Regions from separate parts of the Homo sapiens genome. Here region 1 is linked to region 2. Evidence: read pairs that join two places in POLR2A ChIA-PET (ENCODE). Cell type or tissue: Panc1. All regions are shown on one strand.

Region 1 (8,000 bases), 190 kb before region 2:
AAACAAATGAAGTACCAGGCTGCAGTAATAGGATTTTGTCCATAATAAGGGATATGATATTCATTCCATGTTGGTTAGGACACATTTACAATGTTGGCCTTATTTCTGAAAGCTACACTTTAAGAAAAGTAAATGAAAAGATAGATATGTCAAGAGGAGGGTAACCCATGAGAACCTTTGAAGGAATTGAGAGTGCTTATTGTGGAGAAGGAAGACTTGACAGGAATGAGTGAAGGAGGGAAGGGGACAGTTGTTTTCAGGTAATGCAGGGCTGTAATGAGTTGTTCTACAGGGTAGAATTAGATCCAGGATACCACCAGACTTTTTTTTTCTGAGAACTAAGATATTCTCTTAACTGCAGTTACAGTGATCAAAATTAGGAAACTTAACATTAATACCATTATCTAATTTACAGTCCACAATCAAATTTTTTCAATTATCCTAATAATTATTTTTATAGCTTTTTAAAATCGAAGATCATACATTGCATTTGATTTCATGTCTCTCCAGTCTCCTTTAATCTGGAACAGTTAGTCAAATTTTTTTTTTTATTAATTTTTTTTTTGAGACCGGGTCTCACTGTGTTACCCAGCCTGGAGTGCAGTAGCGTGATCATGGTTCACTGCAACTTCCACCTGCCAGCCCCAGGCAATCTTTTCACGTCAGCCTCCCGAATAGGTGGGACTACAGGTGCGTGCTACCATGCCTGGCTAATGTTTTGTTTTTTTGTAGAGACGGAGCGTCACTATATTATCCAGGCTGGTCTCCAACTCCTGAGATCGAGGGATCCTCCTGCCTTGGCCTCCCAAAGTGTTGAGATTACAGGCGTGAGCCACAGCACCTGGCCTCACATTTCTTTATTTTATGTATTTGTTTTTTGAGACAGGGTCTCACTTTGTCATCCAGGCTGGAGTGTAGTGGCATGAATTCGGCTCACTGTAGCTTTGACCTCCTGGACTCAAGTGATCCTCCTGCTTTAGCCTCCCAAGTAGCTGGGATTACAGGCCTGAGCCACCATGTCCGGCCTGGCCTCAAATTTCTTGACATTTTTTAAGAGATTAGGCCAGGTATTTAGTGTCCCTCAGTTTGAATTTCTTGTGGTTAGATTCAGGGTGAGTACACTGATACTTCCAATTCTAGTCACTACAGGGTATGTTCAAATTTCCCACCCTTCCATATTTGTGATATCTTAAGTTTTTTTGCTTCATGTTTAAAAATACCTGTTGGGTGAGGTGCATTGGTTTATGCCTGTAATCCCAGCACTTTGGGAGGCCAGGGGAGGAGGATCCCTTGAGCCCAGGAGTTTGAGACCAGTCTGGGCAACATAGCGAGAACTTGTCTCTACAAAAAAAAAGCCAGGCTGGGTACGGTGGCTCATGCCTGTAGTCCCAGCACTTTGAGAGGCTGAGGTGGGCAGATCATGAGGTCAGGAGTTTGAGACCAGCTTGGCCAATATGGTGAGACCCCGTCTCTACTAACAGTACAAAAATTAGCCGGGTGTGGTGGTGTGTGCCTGTAGTCGCAGCTACTTGGGAGGCTGAGGCATAAGAATCGCTTGAACCTGGGAGGCAGAGGTTGCAGTGAGCCTAGATCACGCCACTGTACCAGCCTGGGCGACAGAGCAAAACTCCATCCAAAACAGAAACAAAAACAATGGTACAGAAAAACCAAGTAAAAAAAAAAAAAAAAGCCAGGCATCATGGCTTGTGCCTGTAGTCCTAGCTACTCAGGAGATTTAGGTGGGAGGATTGCTTGAGCCCAAGAGTTCAAGGTTGCAGTGAGCTATGATCGTGTCACTGCACTCTAGCCTGGGCAACAGAGCAAGACCTCGTCTGGAAAACAAAAAAAATTCCTTGTTAGCAATTTGAAACTATAATCAAGAGATGAAAAGGGGGTGTCTTGTGATTTAAGAGACTCCTCTAACTTGGAAAAAGAAAGCAATTTTGAGTGCCCACTTTATGCCAGACATTCCATAATCTGATATGGAATGATAATTATTCAAGATTGGTGTGCCTTTTTCTTTCATGGAAGAGAAAAGTAGTTAATCTCTCCTCAGAGAGGTTGTAATTTTTTACCAGGTATCTAACTGCAATGCCCTTAATCATTCCTCTGTGATTAGGGCAGCTAAGTGTCAGAAAAGCCAGTATGGTATGTTTTCTAGGCTAAATAACTTCTGAGGGCCCTTTTAGTCATTGCATTGGAAATTTACTTGGTTTTTCTGTACCATTGTTTTTGTTTTTGTTTTTGTTTTGGTTTTGGTTGGAGTTTTGCTCTTGTTGCCCAGGCTGGAGTGTAATGGCGTGATCTTGGCTCACTGCAGCCTCGGACTCCTGGGCTCAAGCGATTCTCCTGCCTCAGCCTTCCAAGTAGCAGGTATTACAGTTACCCGACACTCTGCCTGGCTAATTTTTGTTTTTTTAGTAGAGACGGGGTTTCACTATGTTGGCTAGACTGGTCTCGAGGTCTGACCTCATGATCTGCCCACCTCAGCCTCCCATAGTGCTGGGATTACAGGCATGAGCCACTGCGCCTGGCCTCTGTACCATTGTTAACTGTATGGTGTTCTGAGTGATTTTCCTAAAGGGCATTCAATGATTTTTTTTTTTTTTTTTTTGCGTTAAAGCAATTAAAGCTCAATTTAATGATGGCAAATTAGGGTAACAAATGCACTTAGAGTAAATTAGGAATTTGGGTTTGAAGTTTCCTAGAAAAATATTTATAAATGAAAAATACGTGTTTGTGTTTATTGTGTGTTCATAAATGTGTGATTCTTTTTAGATCAACTATTTCTGTATATAATTGGAAGAAATAGAAATTAGTCCAGAATGGTAGAAAGCTTGAATTTGGTCATGATGGTAGTATGAAGTGTAGAGAGAAGCAGTCTGAGAGTTGGGGCCTAAAATAATAGGATAGAAGTAATGTGGCCTTCTGCAATTCCATATCTGGGTTATTCCTGAAAGGATTGAAGGCCGGGTCTTGAAGAGAGATTTGTACACCTGTGTTCATAGCCACACTGTTCACAATAGTTAAAATGTGAAAGCAACCCAAGTGTCCATTAATGGATGAGCAAAATGTGGTATATGCATAGGGAATATTATTTACCTCTAAAAAGGAAGGAGATTCTGACATGTTGCCACATGGATGAACCTTGAGGACATTATGTTAAGTGACATGAGCCAGTCACAAAAAGATACTGTATGTTTCCACATATATGAGGTATTTAGAGTAGTTAAAATCATAGAAACAGAAAGTAGAAAGGTAGTTGCCAGAGGCTAGAGGTGGGGGATATGCGGAGTTAATGTTTAAGGAGCGTAGAGTTTCAGTTTTACAAAATGGAGTTTTGGAGATGGATGGTAGTGATGATTGCATTATGAATGTATTGGATTACACTGAACCATACACTTAAAAATGATTAAGATGACAAATTTTATGTTATGTGTATTTTACCACAATAAAAAAAAATATTGGGGAGGGGAGAAGTAACTTACCTCTCACTAACGAGGCATACTCTTCTTTACCTGCTAGAAAATGAAATGTCAGCCAGGCACAGTGGCTCATGCCTGTAATCCCAGCTCTTTGGGAGGTTGAGATTGGAGGATCACTTGAGGCCAGGAGTACCACTCCAGCCTGGGCAACATAGTGAGACCCTGTTTCTATAAAAATTTAAAAAATAGCTGGGTGTGGTGGCAAGCCCCTGTAGTCCTAGCTACTTGGGAGGCTAAAGCAGGAGTATCGCTTGAGCCCAGGAATTTGAGGTGGCAGTGAGCTATTGTCCTGCCACTGCCCTCTAGCCTGGGTGACAAGAGTGAGATCCTGACTCAAAAACAAACAAACAAACAAACAAAACCACAACAACTGAGCTCTGCCTTCCCCCAATCCTCACTCCTCTAGTAATACTTTAAAAGGAACTTTTTTTTTTTTTTGGGTAATCAAAACATAGGATTCAACTGGTTTCTTTCTTTCTTTTTCTTTTTTTTTTTTTTTGAGATGGAGTCTCTCTTTGTCACCCAGGCTGCTGGAGTGCCGTGGCGTGATCTCGGCTCACTGCAACCTCCACCTCCCGGATTCAAGTGATTCTCCTGCTTCAGCCTCCTGAGTAGGATTACAGGCACGTGCCCCCACGCCTGGCTAATTTTTGTATTTTTAATAGAGATGGGGTTTTACCATGTTGGCCAGGTGGGTTTCACCATGTTGGCCAGGCTGGTCTCGAGCTCCTGACCTCAGGTGATTCACCCATCTTGGCCTCCCAAAGTGCTGAGATTACAGGAGTGAGCTACCACACCTGGATCAACTGGTTTTTTAAATTTAAAAATTGATTAAGTATATTAGAAAAATTCAATGAGATAATAAATCGAATTAAACTAAATTAAACATTTTTCTTTCATTAGTAATATTAAAACACTTAAAGCTACATTGAGTGATAGCAAATTAGTAAAGCCTATTAAGTCTTCTATGTAAAGTATGATTCAGAAATATATATTTTATATATATATGCATGATCTCGGCTCACCGCAACCTCCGCCTCCCAGGTTCAAGCAGTTCTCCTGACTCAGCCTCCCTAGTAGCTGGGATTACAGGCATGTGCCACTACGCCCGGCTAATTTTGTATTTTTAGTAGAGACGGGGTTTCTCCATGTTGTTCAGGCTGGTCTCGAACTCCTGACCTCAGGTGATCCGCCTGCCTCGGCCTCCCAAAGAAGTATATTTTAATGAACTTTCTTGCATAGTCATTTAAAAATGCATTTAGAATTTTTAACAAATGAAGCTTTATCTTAAAAGCCACCTGACAGTGTCCTTCAAGGATGGAAACATTTATATGCTGTGACCCAATAAGTCTGTTTTAAGGTAATAATCAAATGCAGACATAGAGTGTACAAGAATGTTAATCACAGCATTTTAAATAATAAATAGTATAATATCAGAAGCAGCTTAAATGTCCTAACAGAATGGAAATGGTCAAATTATAAACTATTTATACAGTTTTTATATGGCCATTAACAATTTTAGGCTGGGCGGTGTGGCTCACGCCTGTAATCCCAACATTTTAGGAAGCCAAGGCGGGAGGATCGCTTGAGCCCAGGAGTTGGAGATCAGCCTGGGCAACATAGGGAGACCTTGTCTCTACTAAAAAGAAGAAGAAGAAAAAAAAAAAAAGCCAGGATGTGGTAGTGTACACACCTATGACTATAGGTCCCAGCTACTTGGGAGGCTAAGCTGGGAGGTTCGTTTGAGCCCGGGAGATCAAGGCTGCAGTGAACAGTGATCTCCCCATTGCATTCCAGCCTGGGTGACAGAGTGAGACCCTGTCTCTAAAAAATAAAAAAATCCCAGACAATTTAGCCCTTAATTATGTGGCTTAAGTGGGGAATAAATGCCAGGATGCCAAATTAAGTGTGTGTTGTGTGAATTCTGATTTTTAAAATTCACATTGAAATAAGAATGGAAGAGAATACACTAGTATGTTGTGTTTTTTTTTTTTTTTTTTTTTTTTGAGACAAAGTCTCGCTCTGTCGCCCAGGCTGGAATGCAGTGGCGTAATCTCAGCTCGCCGCAACCTCTGCCTCCTGCATTCAAGCGATTCTCCTGCCTCAGCCTCCCTAGTAGCTGGGATTACAGGTGTGTGCCACTGAGCCTGGCTAATTTTTGTATTTTTAGTAGAGACAGAGTTTTGCCATGTTGGCCAGACTGGTCTCAAACTCCTGACCTCAGGTGATCCACTCACCTTGGCCTCCTAAAGTGCTGGGATTACAGGCATGAGCCACCGCACCCAGACCTACACTAGTATGTTAAGTGGTTGTTGAAATGGGGTAAGCTATATTTGTACTTTATATTGTGGATGTGTCTAAATTATTGTATTTTGTATAATTGTCCATTCATTTAACATTTATTGGATACTATATGCTTGTTAAATAATTTAACAATTATTTATTGGATACCTATACTTGGGGTCCTAGAACCAATCCCCCCCACGTATACTGAGGGATGACTATAGTCTGTTCTCATTATTCTTGGATTCCACGTTTGTGAACTCATTTACTGGCTAAAATTTATTTGTAACCCCCAAATCAATATGTCTGGCACTTTCGCAGTCATTTGCGGACATGTTCAGAGTGGTGAAATTTGAGTTGCTTGATGTACACATTTCCAAATGAGGTTAAACAAAATGACTCTCTGCTGCCTTGTTCTAGCTCTCTTGTCTATTTACTTAGTGCTACATCTTTCCCACTTTTTTTTTTAGAGGTGGTTTCACTGTTTAAAATTGCCCCTAAGTGTAGTGCTAAAGTGCTGTCTATAGTGTTCCTAAGTGCAAGAAGGCTGTGATGAAAAGTTATAGTGCTGTTGACTGTGAGTTCCGTGTTTATGAATCAGCAATATAAAAGTGTTTTTAGGCTGGGTGCGGTGGCTCACGCCTGTAATCCTAGCACTTTGGGAGGCCGAGGTGGGTGGATCACTTGATGCCAGGAGTTAGAAACCAGTCTGGCCAACACAGTGAAACCCCATCTCTACTAAAAATAGAAAAAATTAGCTGGGCGTGGTGGTGCACACCTGTAATCCCAGCTACTCAGGAGGCTGAGGCATGAGAATCACTTGAACCCGGGAGGCGGAGGTTTCAGTGAGCCGAGATCATACCGCTGCACTCCAGCCTGGACGACAAAGTGAGACTGTCTCGAAAAGTAAGTAAATAAATAAAGAAATAAAAGTGTTTTTAAATAAAAGTACAGATAAAACAAGGATATGTGTTGTTAGGCTGTTGAAAATGTTTTAGTCAGAGGCTAGCAGGAACTTCACTCTGAATTTCTCTTGTATTGAGTATTTGATAATTCAGTGCTCATGGCAACTTTATGAGAATCAACTATATATGATCTGTTATGGCACTTAGGGATTTTGAAATACTGAAACTAGCTTGGGAACTGCTTTACCTGTCCTGTAGATTCTTAGAGGTGACGGAGAGTCCAGCTTAGAGGTTGGTTAATATGCTGGTAAAAATTTTTGTGCCCTCTGAAGACAGTACAAATTCAAGAATTTAGAGCAATGGTGCATATCTGATAAGATTCAAGGTCTCAATATTTTGATATTCAGACCTTGACTTTGATATCAAAAGATATTTCAGGGAGGACTCTGTCCCATGAGAAATGGTAAAATATCCTAACTCATTGTGAATCTTTACCTTGATCCGTCTCCTTTAGATTATTTTATTTGCTTTTAAGACTTTTCCTAGTCTTTTTGATTGTTGTGTTGACAGAAACCATTGAGAATTCTTAAGACAGATGGAGCATGGCTTTTAGAGAGGATTAAGTAGTCATTTATTTATTACCTGTCACTGGCCTTAAAAAAAATTGACATTAAATAACATCCTTAAGGATAAGTATCACTAAATAAAATTAATGGAAATTTTGACTTTTTTCCTAAATTTAACTGACAAATTTAAAAAATATTTAAAGCAAGCCAAGAATTAAAATTTTTTGTAAGCATTTTCAAAATGCAGTATACAGTTAGGCAGCTATAAAATATATTGTTGTGAGGAAAACTGTAAGTTGATGAAAGGGAAACATTTGTAAAAATTAAATATATAGATGGATCTTTACATCAGGCATTTCACCTAGGCCTTGCTGAATTATTTATGCTTCATTTATGAATGTCCATTGAAGATGAATGGCTGTCCAGAGCTGAGATTATGTCTTAATGATAAGTACATAGTACACTGTGTGTGCTAAACTAATGTATCTTGAAATGAATCAGTCTTGCTAGTCCAATAATCATTTTCAAGTTAGTCTGTTCCAGGATTTAACAAGCTGGTTTGGACCTAAGAATGATATATGGTGCCTTCTCATCTCATTTCTTCTTCTAAGTCATAGATCAACAAAGGGATTTTTTGGAACTGAAAAGTCCAGGGTGTTTGTCTGGTTCAGGCTGAGCTAAGTCAGTACGTTTAAATGATGTCATATTAGTGCTCTGCTTCTGTTGCTCTACTGCTGACAAATTCAGCTTTATTTGTTGCT
Region 2 (8,000 bases):
GAGGAGCAAGTCACATCTTATGTGGATGGCAGCAGGCAAGGAGAGCTTGTGTAGAGAACTCCAATTTTTAAAACCATCAGATCTCCTGAGACCCATTCACTATCATGAGAACAGCATAGGAAAGACCCGCCCCCATGATTCAATCATTTCCCACCAGATCCCTCCCACAACATGTGGGAATTATGGGAGCTACAAGATGAGATTTGGGTGGGGACACAGAGCCAAACCATATCACAGATCACCTCATCATAAGAAGCTGACATTTAAATAATTCAGCTTGCAAGCCTGTTTGCAGATATGATCTCACTGGACCCTCACTGCAACCTCATGGATGAGGAACTTGTAGTTGAGATTCTGAGGGAGCACAGGATGGGGATGTGCCTGGGCTTCCCATGGCACAAGAGGTGAGCTGAACTTTGAAGTCAGCTCTCTGACACTAACCTCTGCTTCCTCAGCAGCATCCTCTTACTGCTCTTGGAGATGACAATCATGTATTCAGATATGCCCACCGTCCTTCCTTAAACCGTTTTGGTTTTTAAAAATGCTTTTGGAGGCCACAAAATTAAAGTTCTCCTGAGAAGGAGAAAGAAGTAATAGGTCATTTTGGGGGTGTATTCCCAGTTCAGAGTAACTTGTTTGTATTAACCAGCATGTGTGTTTCATGGTAGCAAAATGTGTAACTTCAAATGGGGTTATGAGAAAGGGGCTTACTTGACATTAAAATGTTACAGCTAAGATTAATTTCTTGCTCTAAAATTCACAAATGAATGCTGCAAAAAAAGGAGACTTTGTTTTTCTGACACTGAACATAGATAACTTCAAAATGCAAAAAAAAAGAAAAAAGAAAAAAGGATTTAAAAGTGATTCCTTAGTCTCTAAGATAATGTAAGGAGCAGTCTTTTCTAATTTTTTCTTACCTCAATGAGTACTAAACAGAATAACTCAAATTCTGGAAGAATCATGAACCATGAAATGCTAGCATATGAGGATTTTCCTAGATTTCTATTTAAATTGGTCTAGTGACTTCTCTCTGGTTACAGGAAGTAATAGCAGAGTGGTGGGGATAGAGGTGGAGCAAAAAAATATCGTGTAAGTTCTTGGAAGGGTTCACTTCATTGAGGGGCAGAATCTTAATAGGATGGAATAATAATTTAAAAAGAACAACCAGGCCAGATGTGGTGGCTCATGTCTATAATCCCAGCACTTTGGAAGGCCAAGGAGGGAGGATCATTTGAGCCCAGGAGTTTGAGACTAGCCTGGGCAACATAGTGAGACCCTGCTCTACAAAAAATTTAAAAAATTAGCTGGGCATGGTGGTGTGCACCTGTGGTCCCAGCTACTCAGGAGGCTAAGGCTGGAGGACGGCTTGGGCCTAGGAGGTTGAGGCTGCAGTAAGCCATGACTGCATCAGTACACTCTAGCCTGGATGACAGAGTGAGACCCTGTCTCAGAAACACACACACGCACACACACACACACACACACACACACTAAAAAGAACAATCAAAAATAGATCAGGCTATTTCCTCATCTTTTTACCTGAAAATGAATTTTTTTGCACTTTCCTTATACCTGTTTTTTTTTTTTAAAAAAACAGCAAAACACCTCACACATTAAACAATTTTAGAAAATGATTACTGGAACTATTATTTCAGTAGTACTTAGAGTGTTTTCAGCATGTGCAATCTCATCTGATCTCAGAAAAAAACTAGGAAGTAGGCAAGTTTGATGTTTCCCATTTTTCAGATGAGGAAACTGAAGCTCAGAAAGCTTATGCAACTTGTGCAGGATGCCCTGGTGGGTCGGGCTTCCCAATTCCCCAAGCCCATGTTCTGCCTTCCTCCGGCTGACCCGGCTGGCGTGAGATGATACATAAGTGCAGGATGACGGAGTATGGTGAGCAGGGAGGGGCATCGTTAGAAATGCTCCTGGTGTCATATGAATAGAAACGAAGATGGATTCATTTGCTAAAAGTGGAGCTGAAGCTGGATCATGCTAAACCAATGATCTGAAAATGAATTTTACAGGTTTTACTGGAAAACTGTGAATGAAGTTTTGAAATCCCTTGGAACTTCAGCAGGAGAATGTTGAAAAATACAAACATAAGTACATTTTATCACCAGGGAGAAGGGAGACTGGTCCTTCAGAAATTTTGAGTGGTTACAGTTCTTTTCTAAACCATGTTTTCATTTAAAGTAATGGGCAATTTGAAAGAAAAAAAGTATGGGAAATGGTGTGTAATTTAGTTACACCCCAGAATTTATTCCGCAGCAAGTCCCATTTCTCATTCACTGAACTACACAATTAGAGGTCTGCTTGCTGTAAAGTACTTGTATAACTGAGTAAACAGAGTTGAAAAAAATGTGGTAGATGCTAGGCTAACTTTTTCCAGTTGTATTAAATTGCAGTTTCTCTATATAAACTGCTTTAACAGACCTAGTTCTCTAGGAGAAATGGTATTTTTCTTCTCTTACATATAAATTGCAATATTAGTGTCTCTAATAAGAAATTTTAAAGAAAAAAATTTTCTCACTGTTTTTCTCTAAGTTCCTTTTTTCATCATCTCAAATACGTGTTCAACTCAACTCTCTGCTAGAAGATTATGAAACACTTTGATCTTGTCTTCAGATGCCAAATGTAGCACCATTGTTAAGAAGAGCTTTGTCAGGCTGGTGGTTTAAAGGAAGGGGCAAAGTTCCCATTTTAATTTCATGTAAAGTTAATGTTGGCCATAAAGTCACATCTGACTAGTCTTGCCAAGGAATTATTTGACCTTTACCTCTTTGTTTTCTAATTCCTTGTAAAACAGAAATAAAATGGCAAAGCTGAGCTTCAGTCACTGGGAATTACAGAGCACACTGGCTTGTCTCTTAACTTTTATTAGGTGCCATACATATATACAGGATCCATATATAGATATACAGAGAGAGTAATACATATATATATATAATATATATTTGTATATATATAATATATATACATATATATATAATATATATTTGTATATATATAATATATATACATATATAATATATATTTGTATATATATAATATATATACATATATATAATATATAGTATATATATACATATATATTATATATATACATATATATAATATATATTTGTATATATATAATATATATGTATATATATACATTTGCCCTGAGCTTGTTTACATTCTGCCCCTTCTACCTCCCCACCTCCCTGAGTAATATATATATTTCTCTCTATATCTATATATGGAGCCTTTATATATCTATATATGGAGTATATAGAATACACACACACACACACACATATATATATATATATATATATATATATACATGCACACACACATACTCCTAGCAAAATGGAAAATCAGATTTATTATTAGAATAAAACACACTAGGTTGAGCACAGTGGCTCACACCTGTAATCTCAGCACTTTGGGAGGCTGAGGTGGGAGGATTGTTTGAAGCCAGGACTTCAAGATCAGCCTGGTAAACATAGTGAGACCCCGTCTGTACAAAGAAGTTAAAAAAATAGCTAGACATGGTGCACACCTATAGTTTCAGCTACTCAGGAGACTGAGGTGGGAGGATCACTTGAATTTAAGTGTTTGAGGCTGCAGTGAGCTGTGATTGCACCACTGTGCTCTAGCCTGGGTGAAAGAAAGAGACTCTGTCTCAAAAATAAATAAATAAAAGAATAAAACACATTATATGTGTGTTTGTGTGTTTTCAGGGAGAAAAAGGATCACCCAGAGGCATCATCCTTTGTCACATCACCTTTCTTTAAGAAGGAAGTAAGATTGGGGGAAGGTGGGTCCAGATGAGGTGAGCCAGTGGAGAGCTTAAGGGACTGACAACTCCTTCTCCAGTCCTCTTCCTTCTGAGTTCCTCCATTGGTCACACTGTACCCTAATTAATGCTTTCCCTGCAGCCTGAAGCACTTCTTGATCATCACTGTCATAGAAGCAACAGTTTTCCATCAACCACTCCGAAGCCTACAGTCTGACCTGGACCCTACTTCTCCTGCTTTCATTATTCCTCAACATGAATGTCTGTGTTCAATCCCCAAGGCTCTAGAGGGTAAGCCTGAGTGGAAAGTGAGACAGAGCTAGTTAGTGGCAGTGGGACATAGAGCCAGGGAGGAATGAAAGATGATATCCAGGTCGGAGTTGGGAATCAAAGAGGCAGGTCAAAAGAAGTCTTCTTCCCATTAGAAACAATATGGGGGCCTGAGGTGACAGGCTTTACTCTGAGTCTACCAGCCTGAGAAGGGCTCAGGAGGAGACATTCGGGAGAGACTGCTGAGCAGTTGCTATCTATAGCTACTATTGACAATATTTATAAAGTACTGGCTGGTTTGCCCAAGCTAGTTAAGATAAACTCCACATGAGACAAATGAGTCCATTAATTTCCCCAGAGCTTGACCCGTTTAATCTGCCTTCTGGACCCCTGCTTATTGTTTGTCCAGCCTGGAATGCCTTCCCCTTTGCCTTGAGCTTGTTTACATTCTGCCCCTTCTTACACCTCCCCTCCTCCCTGAGCCTTTGCCAGTCACTTTACCCTCACCAAACTCCCCATGAATCATCCATTTGGCTCAGAGCATGTGTGAGTGGTAAGAAGAGCAACAAGAGCATTTTTGGAGCATTTGCTGTATGCCAGGGACAGCACTAAGCTCTTTACGTAGATGATCTCATTTAATTGTATTGCTACTTAACTACATATGTGCAGAATTCGTTTTTCCAAAATCCTTCTCAAAGATGGGGCTGTCTTTTATCTTTTTGCACCCAAATGACTAACAGAGACATGCTAAGTAAAGATTTGTAAATGATGAATATAAGAAGACAGCTTCTTTTTTCAAAATATAGTAAAAATAGTGATAGAGAAGATACAATCAGTAGATTTCTCCAGAAGGAAGAAGGGCAGAAGTAATATCAGTGCATAGGCAATTAGAAAGGTCTAAATGTTTAATGTCCGTAGCTGTCCAATCCTGGAAGTGTAGATTTGGAAGATCCCAGCACCAGAGGTATTCAGGTGGAGGCAGATTAACTATCTGGCAGTCAAGAGATTCTTAGACCGTGTAGGAGGTTAGATTAGGTGCTGTCTAAAGAAGCTTCTGAGGCTGGGCATGGTGTCTCATGCCTGTAATCCAAGTACTTTGAGAGGCTGAGGTGGGAGGATAGCTTGAGACAAGGAGTTTGAGGCTGCAGTGAGTTGTGATCGTACCACTGCACTCCAGCCTGGGCAACAGAGACCCTGTCTCAAACAAAACAAAACAAACAAAACACCAAAAAAAAAAAAACCCCAAGAAGCTTCCAATGCTGAGATTCTACTGCTCATGCAACAATTCAACCAATATTTACTGAGTTCTGTGGTAGAATAATCCTCCCACCCCCAGCAAAGATGTCCATGTCCTAATACTTGGAACTTGTGAATATGTTACCTTACATGGCCAAAGGGATTTTGCAGATGTGGATAAGTTAAGGATCCTGAGATGGGAAGATCATCCTGGATTATCTGGGCGGGCTCAACGCAATCACAAGGGTCCTTCTAAGAAAGAGTCAAGAGGGTCAGAGTCAGAGGAGAGGTGGCAACAGAAGCAGAGGTCAGAATGATGCCACTGATGGAAGGAGCCACAAGCCAAGGGATGTGGGCAACTAGAATCTGAAAAAGACAGGGAAATGGATTTCTCCCTAGAGCCTCCAGAAGAATTGCCTCATCAGTAGCTGGGACCACAGGTGTGTGCCACCACGCCCAGTCTTTTTTAAAAAAATTCATTTTTAGTAGAGATGGTATTTTACCATGTTGTCCAGGCTGTTCTCGAACTCCTGAGCTCAAGCGATCCACCTGCCTTGGCCTCCCAAAGTCCTGGGATTACAGGCATGAGCCACTGTGCCCGGCCCTCCCTCCCTCCTCTTCTTTTCTTGCAGGTAGAGCCCACCTCTCTTTTTGGATGCAGAAAATGCCAGATCCTTGCATTTCCATCCTCCCTTGCATTATGGGTATGGGTCTGTGACCAAATCAGGGCCAAGAGGATGTGAAAAAGCAATCTTCTGGGGGACTTTGGGAGAAAGAGGTTTTCTCTATTAAAAAAGAGAGACACACATGGGAGAATCAGCCTCACTCTCCCATTCTGGTTTTACAAGTGGTTGTGTGAGATGCCACGTTTGGATCCACCACTGCCACCCTGCGACCACAAAAGGAGGCATCCCCTATGCGTTAAGGAGGGCAGATGGAAATAGGGAAACTGCCTGGGCCCCATGTGACCTTGTGTCCCTGCTGGACCAACTCTGGGATCATCTACCTTTAAAATGTGGGTAAGGAAGAAAATAACATTTTTAATTGTTTATGACAATTTTAGCTAGGTTACTTGCAGGTGGCAGGCAGCAAGTTCACTGAATACTGCTTAACTTATGCACAATTGCAAAATCCTTTCTTGGGTGAATACTGGTATGAGTATATACAATTTCATTTTTGGCTTACATTTAAAAGGCACTTATCATTAATCTAATAAATAAGTTATTAAGGGTTAAGAATATTTGGAATCCATAACTTAACTCAGCATGTTTGTAGAGCTTTGGAGAACTCCAGTTCAGCATTCTCTTAAGAATCTGGCCGCTGTACAAGGCCGACAATGTTCAATGCTCCTACAGAATGTGTACACATACTGAAACTGGCAATCTTAACAGTTTTCAGGAAGGATGCATTTTGCTGCTATTCTTGCTTTTTCATTATTAATTATGATGACTTTATCTTCATTACTACCAATTTAATTTGCTGTGGGGTGTTAATGCCACCTTATGTGGCATTCCATATGTCCTTTGGCACTCCAATGACAGATACTTCCTTTGCATTGGATATCTTTGGGGATAGGCTTTAAGACCCACAAGTTCTATGGTTTCTAGATGAAACTCCATACTACTCCAGTTGCAGAAGATAGGTCTCTAACCAGCCCCAAAGTGCTAGTTTAATAAAGGTCAGTACTATTGCAGTGGGGAAAAGCATGAACAGGTGAAGTAAGTGGGCAGTGGAAACAATTTAGAAAGCATGTCAGTGCACTATAAACCCTGAATGAATGTTTCTGTCATCATACTATATGGTTACAATAACAATAACTACATTTACTTTGTATTATTTAATTTGCTTACCACAGCAGCCAACTGAAGGAGGTATTATCCCCATTTGACAGATCTAAAGCTGTGTCTTAGGGCTTAGGGGATGTGCCTCAATCATAGAGCTAGAAAGTGTGTGAGATAGAGTTCGAATTCAGGTCTGCTTGATTCCAAAACCTGGGCACCAGCTTTAAAAAATATGTCTTCTAGGCCAAACGCTGTGGCTCACGCCTGTAATTCCAGCACTTTGGGAGGCTGAGGCGGGTGGATCACGAGGTCAGGAGATTGATACCATCTTGGCTAACACGGTGAAACCACGTCTCTACTAAAAATAAAAAAAAAATTAGCCAGGCATGGTGGCACACGCCTTTAGTCCCAGCTACTCAGGAGGCTGAGGCAGGAGAATTGCTTGAACCCAGGAGGCAGAGGTTGCAGTGAGCCAAGATCATGCCACTGCACTCCAGCCTGGGCCACAGAATGAGACTCTGTCTCAAAAAAAAAAAAAAAAAAAAAAATATATATATATATATATATATATATATATATATATATATATATATATATTCTAAATGTGCCATTAAAATGAGAAAATTCAAAATCATGAAGACAAATTATGGGGACTGGGTTGTGTTTGTGCTCATAAGGTGTTTTTTGCCTATAAATTCAAAACTTTGTTGGAATTACCACATAAGACTTAACTATTTGTCAAACAAATATTTTCTATTGAACAGAGTTTTTACCTATGAATATTGATTCTACAAAGACACTTAAATAAAATTTCCAGTCCTGTGCCTCCAGTTGATTTTGTCTTCTTTATTCTTACATGCAGTACATGCTCAAGTGTTGCTGGTAAAGAGATGTGTTGTTACTAATATTATTATTATTTGAGTCAGGGT

What was found. ChIA-PET counts read pairs that join two places held together with the same protein. Peaks named below come from ENCODE experiments on the same cell type or tissue, not always from the same donor. Only the 100,000 strongest peaks of a DNase experiment are listed, where the experiment ranks them.
Region 1: POLR2A ChIA-PET joins it to region 2 with 10 read pairs; 3 of 35 experiments call an interaction of 5 or more read pairs at or near these places.

Annotation. Positions count from the first base shown.
Region 1 is chr1:77,655,670-77,663,669 of GRCh38, reverse strand. All of the region lies in intron 1 of ZZZ3 (zinc finger ZZ-type containing 3), which reads left to right. Among named protein-coding and RNA genes, the nearest start is that of ZZZ3, 23 kb to the left of the region's middle. RefSeq lists an enhancer at 1,067-1,566. In Panc1, no CTCF peak of the experiment used is centred here; no DNase peak of the experiment used is centred here.
Region 2 is chr1:77,470,495-77,478,494 of GRCh38, reverse strand. The region is part of intron 8 of AK5 (adenylate kinase 5); the gene reads right to left. Among named protein-coding and RNA genes, the nearest start is that of AK5, 190 kb to the right of the region's middle. In Panc1, no CTCF peak of the experiment used is centred here; a DNase peak (open chromatin) is centred at 4,604.